Regions from separate parts of the Homo sapiens genome. Here region 1 is linked to region 2. Evidence: read pairs that join two places in POLR2A ChIA-PET (ENCODE). Cell type or tissue: GM12878. All regions are shown on one strand. Region 1 overlaps TRIP4 (thyroid hormone receptor interactor 4). Region 2 overlaps ZNF609 (zinc finger protein 609).

What was found. Peaks named below come from ENCODE experiments on the same cell type or tissue, not always from the same donor. Only the 100,000 strongest peaks of a DNase experiment are listed, where the experiment ranks them.
Region 1: POLR2A ChIA-PET joins it to region 2 with 9 read pairs; 11 of 35 experiments call an interaction of 5 or more read pairs at or near these places.

What each region holds. Positions count from the first base shown.
Region 1 is chr15:64,422,486-64,426,485 of GRCh38, reverse strand. It overlaps TRIP4 (thyroid hormone receptor interactor 4), which reads right to left. Exons shown (of 13, transcript NM_016213.5): 10 at 2,331-2,455; 11 at 855-946. Among named protein-coding and RNA genes, the nearest start is that of ZNF609, 36 kb to the left of the region's middle. In GM12878, no CTCF peak of the experiment used is centred here; a DNase peak (open chromatin) is centred at 2,305; H3K4me3 peaks cover 820 bases; H3K27ac peaks cover 1,246 bases.
Region 2 is chr15:64,657,224-64,661,223 of GRCh38, reverse strand. The region is part of intron 3 of ZNF609 (zinc finger protein 609); the gene reads right to left. Among named protein-coding and RNA genes, the nearest start is that of OAZ2, 44 kb to the left of the region's middle. In GM12878, no CTCF peak of the experiment used is centred here; no DNase peak of the experiment used is centred here.

The DNA.
Region 1 (4,000 bases), 230 kb after region 2:
TAAAGTGATCCACCCGCTTTGGCTTCCCAAAGTGCTGGGACTGCAGGTGTAAGCCACTGCGCCCGACCTGTCAGTTCAATCTTTAGTGATAAAAATTAAAATATATAAATGCATACATATGTACATTCATACATATGTACATTCATACATAAATACACATACCTCCTCCCAAATATGGCACAGTCCTGGCAATCAGAGTCAAATACATTTGCCTATCATGAGTTCAATAGCCTGGACCAAAAGCTCCAGAATTAGCAATAACAGATCCTAGTATTCCCACCCCCCAATCAAAATAATTCAAGGGATAATCAAGGGTTTCTTCAAAAGAAGCAAGGTTTTGGTAAGGGATGAAGACCCTATATACTTGCTAGCTGCATTGTGGCAATAGCTTTTTTTTTTCCCCCAGAAGGAATCTCACTCGGTTGCCCAGGCTGGAGTGCAGTGGCAGGACCTCAGCTCAATGCAACCTCCATCTCCCGGGTTCAAGCTATTCTCCTGCCTCAGCCTTTGGAGCAGCTGGGACTACAGGCACGTGCCACCACACCCGGCTAATTTTTTGTATTTTTAGTAGAGATGGGGTTTCACTGTGTTAGCCAGGATGGTCTTGATCTCCTGACCTTGTGATCCACCTGCCTCGGCCTCCCAAAGTGTTGGGATTACAGGCCTGAGCCACCAGCGCCCGGCCTGGAAACAGCTTTTTATACAGATATTTATATGCACCAGGCTGGGTGTGGTGGCTCATGCCTATAATCCCAGCACTTTTAAGAGGCCCAGCCTCTTAAAGTGCTTTCAAGACCAGCCTGGCCAACATGGCGAAACCCTGTCTCTAAAAAAAAAAAGTATTCTTTACTCACCTGCTCCTTAAATTGCTTCTGGGACAAGCAGTCAATTAGGTCCACACAGCCCAGAAGACAACCTGACGGATAGTCATTAGGAAATTCCACATCTGAATCAGGAATAACAAAAATATTGAATAAATTTCCTTCTTTGTGATCTTGGAACTCAGGAATCTGTTTTCAATTCTGAACAAACATTAATAACTTTTTCCATTATCTATTTGTAGACATAAGGAAAACAGTGAAATTTACTTGGCACAACTGTTTGCATTTTAGCAAAAAAATCTAGTGAGTGGCTGGCTTAGTCCACTATCCACATGTTAAGCTAGAAAATTTTTCCTTTGCCCTCATACCATCAAAGTTCAAGGACCCCACAAATTCATCCTAATACAAATCGATTCTACTATACGCCATTGGATCAGATTGGAGTTTGGCAGTGATGAGTTTTGGAAGCAAAGTAAGGCAGTTACAGGTGACAAGAAAAAAAAAACATCAAAATGTGGTTAAAACCATAAGAATGAATGTCTTTAAAACAAGCCAGTCCATATCAATAGGAATAGAAGTGTGCTTTTAGGCCGGGCTCAGTAGCTCACACCTATAACCCCAGCACTTTTGGAGGCCAAGGCAGGCAGATCACTTGAGGTCAGGAGTTCAAGACCAGCCTGGCCAACATGGTGAAACCCTGTCTCTACTAAAAATACAAAAAATTAGCTGGGTGTGGTGGCATGCGCCTGTGGTCCCAGCTACTCGGAAGGCTGAGGCAGGAGAATCACTTGAACCTGGAAGGCGGAAGTTGCAGTGAGGAGAAATGGCGCCACTGCACTCCAGTCTGGTTACAGAACGAGACTCTGTCTCAAAAAAAAATAAAAAAGAAAAGTGCTTTTAAGGAAGCATGAACTTTTTATTCCTAGTGATTCTTTAAGCCTTGTTTCTTAAAAACCTTTAAAGATGGTTGTGTAGTTGTCCTTTTATTCTACCCTCAAAACAACTGTATGAGCTGGATAACACAAAGGAAAAACAGGATGCCCAAAGGTCAGAAGTCTTTTTAAGGATCCAAAGTTAGTATTCTTGGGGTGATTCCCAAAATACGTTGCTTAAATCAATCAACTTTGATTTGTACAAATCCAATAGTAGGTGTCTATTTAGGCCACTCTCAATGAAAATTCCTATTTGTGGTTGTTCTTCCCAATGTAAGGATCTCAGAGTTTACACTAGTCATTTTACCTTTAGAGTAAAGAAGATGATTTTCTCAGATAAAAAAATTAAGACTAGTTGATTTCTTGTGTTGGAAATTGATATTTTTATTTGCACTGTTTTGACAGATTAATGCTTTGAACGCTGTCAATGATTTACCACTAAACAAACAAACATATACAAAGATTAAAAGTCTCTTTTAACAAAGAAAAAGCCAAAGAAAGAAGGAAGTGAAAGAAGATGAACGTCAATGACTTCTCTCCATAAAGTAAAATTGAAAGGAGAATATGCGGCTGTTACCTTTCCCACGAAGAAGACGATATGTAGCCTGGAGTTCTGAGACTTCTTGAGGGGAGGGTTTTTTAGCTGTGGCTGCTATCCAAAGTCGTCCTCTGTGGGGGGTGTACCAGGATCTGCCCTCCACCCTTAAACAAATAGAAATTTAGTGGGAAGGATATAAATTCTAGTTTCCTGGAATATCCCATAATATATAACAAATCCTATAGCAAATTATCCAGTTGAACCAAGAGGTCTATAGATGATGCCTTCTCAAGAGCAGTATCTTTTGTCAAAAACACTTTTCTCTCACAATACTTTTCACTTGAGGATGAACTCTGTCCACTAATTTCTCCTCCATCAGAATAGCGACAAGTCATCTCTCTCAACTCTTGACTGCTTTTCACCTGATCCCTACAACTCAGATTTGGAACCCTGACCAGTCTTGGTGCTTCTCCAATACAAATCCTATATTTTCAAGGCATATAAATCATATTAGAGATATGGAAATCCTTGCCCTTGAGTCAAAGGCTAACCTTTCCCTAGAAGATTAGTTGATTTGTTCTCCAACCTGACAGAAAAATCCTCATCTACACACAACTCCCAAGAATGTTACTTTTTATTTATTTAAAATAATTTAAGTAAATAAAAACGCTTATCTTTACTCTTCAATTAGAACCACACCCATTTGCTTTTTTTTTTTTTTTTTTTTTTTTTTGAGACGGAGTCTCGCTCTGTTGCCAGACTGGAGAGCAGTGGCGCGACCTCGGCTCACTGCAACCTCCGCCTCCTGGGTTCAAGCGATTCTCCTGCCTCAGCCTCTTGAGTAGCTGGGACTACACGCACGTGCCACCACACCCAGCTAATTTCTGTATTTTTAGTAGAGATGGGGTTTCACCATGTTAGGATGGTCTCGATCTCTTGACCTTGTGATCTGCCCACCTCGGCCTCCCAAAGTGCTGGGATTACAGGCATGAGCCACCATGCCCGGCTCCATTTGCATTTTTAAATTGTATTTGGGGTTTTCTTTGAGGATTATTAAACAACTTGTGGACTAGTTTGAAAAAACCTCTAAAGAGAATAACAGAATGTATTCAGGAGAATTTAATTGCTACTTTCCAAGGATTACAAAAAGATGTTTCTCTTTCCCCTCCCACCAAATTAAATAAAGTACCTTGATAATATATCCCTCTTATCCCATTCTTATAATGGAAAATGGGGTCATGAATTTTTCATATCCTTGGTTTCCCAATATAGATAAATTGGAAGAGTGCCAGGCACACAGTAGGTGCACGATATGGGGAATGAACCAATGTATATCTTCCCTCTAGGCCAAATAACCTGAAGAATTACTGGGAAAATGGTCCCACAAATGTGGCAAAACCACCTACTTTATTTCTGTGGGATTAAAATAAAGTGACTGTGTACTAGATGCTGCTCATTCTTTCGCTTCTGTGAGAAAATTTGAATAACAGATCCAAATAGGATGAGAGAAATGTAAACACTCTGATTCCCTTAGCAGAAGGCAAGTTGTTTAGTTTTCTACTTTGGAAAAGCAAGACACCTAAATTGCAGAAAACTCAATGAGAAGAACAGACATCTAAGGTTTTGATCATCCTGGAGCAGAAGCGGATTCCCATGCACTTGTTCTAATGGCGTTTACAGACATGAACTATGAAACAATTAGGAGCCAA
Region 2 (4,000 bases):
TTGGGAGGCCAAGGCGGGAGGACTGCTTGAGCCCAGGAGTTCGAGACCAGCCTGGCCAACATGGTGAAACCCTGTCTCTACAAAAAATACCAAAATTAGCCAGACATGGTGGCACACGCCTGTAGTCCCAGCTACTTGGGAGACTGAGGCAGGAGAATCACTTGAGCCCAGGAGGTGGATGTTGCAGCAGTGAGTCCACATCACGCCACTGCACTCCAGCCTGGGTGACGGGAGTGAAACCCGGTCTCAACAAACAAACAAACAAACAAACAACAAAAACCCAGAGAGTGATAAGCTATGGAGAAAAACAAAGCAGAAGACGATGTGAGGGATGGTGATGCTGCTATTTTATAAAGGGCAATTTTAAAAAGCCTTCTCAAGAAGATGACATTCAAGCAGAGAAACCTGTAAGAGGTGAGACAGCGAGCTCTGTGGAAATTAGAAGACATTTTAGGCAGCGGAAAAAGCAAGTACAAAGGCCCTGTGGTGGAAATGCACATGGCACGTTCGGAAGAGCAAAGAGGATAGTGTGGCTGTAGTGGAATAAATGAGGGGAAGAGTGAGAACACATGAGGTCAGAGAGACAGCATATTAGTGACAACGGTGGACCAGATCACACAGACTGGGGATTGGCAGGCTTTTAAAGTAAGGGACAGATAGTAAATATTTAAAGCTTTGCAGGCCACACAGTCTCCGTCATAACTTCTCAACTCTTATAGTAGAAAAAGAGCCCCAGACAATATGTAAACAAATAGGCATAGTTGTGTTTCAATAAAACTGTATTATAAAAACCAGAAGTGGGACTGGATTTGGTAACCGAATCCTAACTTGCTAATAATCCCTGACATAGACCGTCTGCACCTTGAGGAACAGATTATGAGGCCAGAGGGGAACTGTATTTATGTTCAGGCTCTGGCCTCAGAATGAACTCTCACTGAAACAAAGATATAAATGAGAGCCAGATAAAAAAGAAATACTTTTATTAATATTAGGCATTCAAAGGTTGTTTATTGGACTGATAAAATGAAAAAAGCAGCTTGTCTAAGGCCCAAAATAATTATTTCATTATTTCTATAGAAAATGTTTTGAGGCCAGGTGTGGCAGCTCATGCCAGTAATCCCAGCATTTTGGGAGGCTGAGGTGGGCAGATCACCTGAGGTCAGGAGTTCAAGACCAGCCTGGCCAACATGGCGAAACCCCATCTCTACTAAAAATACAAAAATTAGCTGAGCATGGTGGCGTGCACTTGTAATCCCAGCTACTCGGGAGGCTGAGGCAGGAGAATCGCTTGAGCCCAGGAGGCAGAGGTTGCAGTGAGCCAAGATCATGCCACTGCACTCCAGCCTGGGCAACAAAGCAAGACTCAGTATCAAAAAAAAAAAAAAAAAGAAAGAAAGAAAAATATTTTGCGTTCCAAAAAAATGTTTTGAAAATTAACTTTGGACCACAAACCATTCGTAAGTTGGGGACTTCCCATATACAGAGCGTATTTTAAAATTTTCTTGATGACTCAGGGTCATTATTCTAGATACAATTATTCTGTGGTGTGGTAAAGAGATGTCCCTTTGAAGGTTCCTGAGATATTAGGGGTTAATGGCCCTCTTTAATTGAGACCAAACTACTCTGCTGAGTTTCTGTGTTTTGCTTCTCGGTCTCCTCTTTGGCTGTCAGCAGTTACTTTTTCTCGTCATTAATATGTCTGCCTTCTGCAGTAGTCTTTCCCTTATCACCAACCTCTCTATTACATCCAACTTCCTTCTTCCAATCTACTTTAGGCTAGGAAATCAGGGAGTAAATATTAACGTAGCTCTATCATCCACTAATTACATGATTCTCTTAAGGGTCTGTTATTTGGAACTCAAAGTCCATGGGGAAAAATTCTATAGCTACTAACCAAAGGAATCAGTCTGAGAAACTATTTTTGGTAACTCCCTACGACCACAGTTTGCCAGCGAGTTTTGAATGCAGTGTGTGAGTGTGTGTGGTAAATGTCCAATAAAAAACTTTTAAAAAACTAAAAACGCGTTTTATACCTCTTTTGAACATGTTATTTCTAACAACAATGGGTAATGAGGATCTCAGTTCAGGTGCCAAGAATTCCCAGAAATGGCTACAAATGAAACATAGATCTTTAAGGCTCTCCTAGAGAGAGAAACGAAAAAGCACAACTTTGGGAGGCTGAGGTGAGCAGATCACTTGAGGCCAGTTGGACACTAGCCTGGCCAACATGGTGAAACCCCGTCTCTACTAAAAATATGAAAATAGTTATTTTCCATTAAAAATACTATTTATATTACCATGTAACAGGTTCATTATTATGAATAATACACACTTTGAGTTTCTAAATTTTAATTCCTAAATGGTAGATATCAATAGATATAATCTATAAAAACAAAAGTTCTTTGAGGTCCTCAATACCTTTTTTTTTTTTGAGACAGGATCTTTGTCATCCAGGCTGGAGTGTAGTGGTATGATTACGGCTCACTGAAGCCTCAACCTCCAAAGCTCAAGTGATCCTCCTCTCTCAGTTTTCTAAGTAGCTAGGACCACAGGTGTGCACCACCACACCCAACATATACGCTATTGTCAGATTAATCTACCTCAACATATATTATACATAATATGTATATTATATATAATGTGTGTGTGTGTGTGTGTATATCTTTCAAAGTGCTGGGATTATAAGTGTGAGCCATGGTATGTGGCCCTTCAATAATTTTTAAGTTAGGCTGGACGCGGTGGCTCACACCTGTAATCCCAGCACTTTGGGAGGCTGAGGAGGGTGGATCACCTAAGATCAGGAGTTCGAGACCAATCTGATCAACATGGGGAAACCCCATATCTATTAAAAATACAAAATTAGCTGGGCGTGGTGGTGCATGCCTGTAATCCCAGCTACTCGGGAGGCTGAGACAGGAGAATTGCTTGAACCTGGGAGGCGGAGGTTGCGGTGAGCCGAGATCGTGCCATTGCACTCCAGCCTGGGAAACAGAGCAAGACTCCGTCTCAAAAAAAAAAAATAGTAATTTTTAAGGTAAATGAAAAGGGGTCCTGAGACCAAAAAGTATAAGAACTGCTACACATAAGGCATAAAAGCCAAGCATTGTTTTCCTTCTGCCTCTTTATAGAGAAGTTAACTAAGCTGCTGCTATCTTCATGCTGGGAGACAGAAAGCTGGGGATCAAGCCACTTCTACCAGTGCAGTCAGTTTTGCCTTTCAGGGATTTGCTTGCCCAGTTTGAATTCTTGAAAGTTGTGAGAATTCTGGATCCTGAGGAGAGGCAACTGATGATCTGTAAAGGAAGCAGGAAACTTTGGGCATAGCCAGGAGGGATCAAGGGCTAAAAAAAAAAGAAGTAAATAGAGTTGACTTTCTGGCATTTGGACAAGAGTCAGCCACCATGACCTGCCCATTCTGCCTTTGAAATCTCTGAATAATGTCTTCCTCTCCACATCCCCACAACCACTAGAGTCTAAGTCCTCATTAACTTACCTGTAGACTATCCCAATAGTCTTTGAATTGTGCTCCCTAACTCCACCCTTTATCTCTGTCAATCCAGGCGGTAAACTATTGTCAGATTAATCTACCTCAAACGCTGCTGTTTTTTTTTGAGACGGAGTCTCCCTCTGTCGCCAGGCTGGGGTGCAGTAGCGCGATCTCAGCTCACTGCAACCTCCGTCTACGGGGTTCAAGTGATTCTCCTGCCTCAGCCTCCCGAGTAGCTGGGACTACATGCACGCACCACCATGCCCAGCTAATTTTTGTATTTTCAGTAGAGACGGGGTTTCACCATGTTGGCTAGGATGGTCTCAATCTCTTGACCTCATGATCCATCTGCCCTGGCCTCCCAAAGTGCTGGGATTACAGGTGTGAGCCACCATGCACGGCCTCAAACACTGCTTTTATGCAACTAATCAGCAAATACATAATACCTATTATTTTTTATAATTTTTTTTTTTTTTTGAGACACAGTCTTGCTCTGTCACTCAGGCTGCAGTG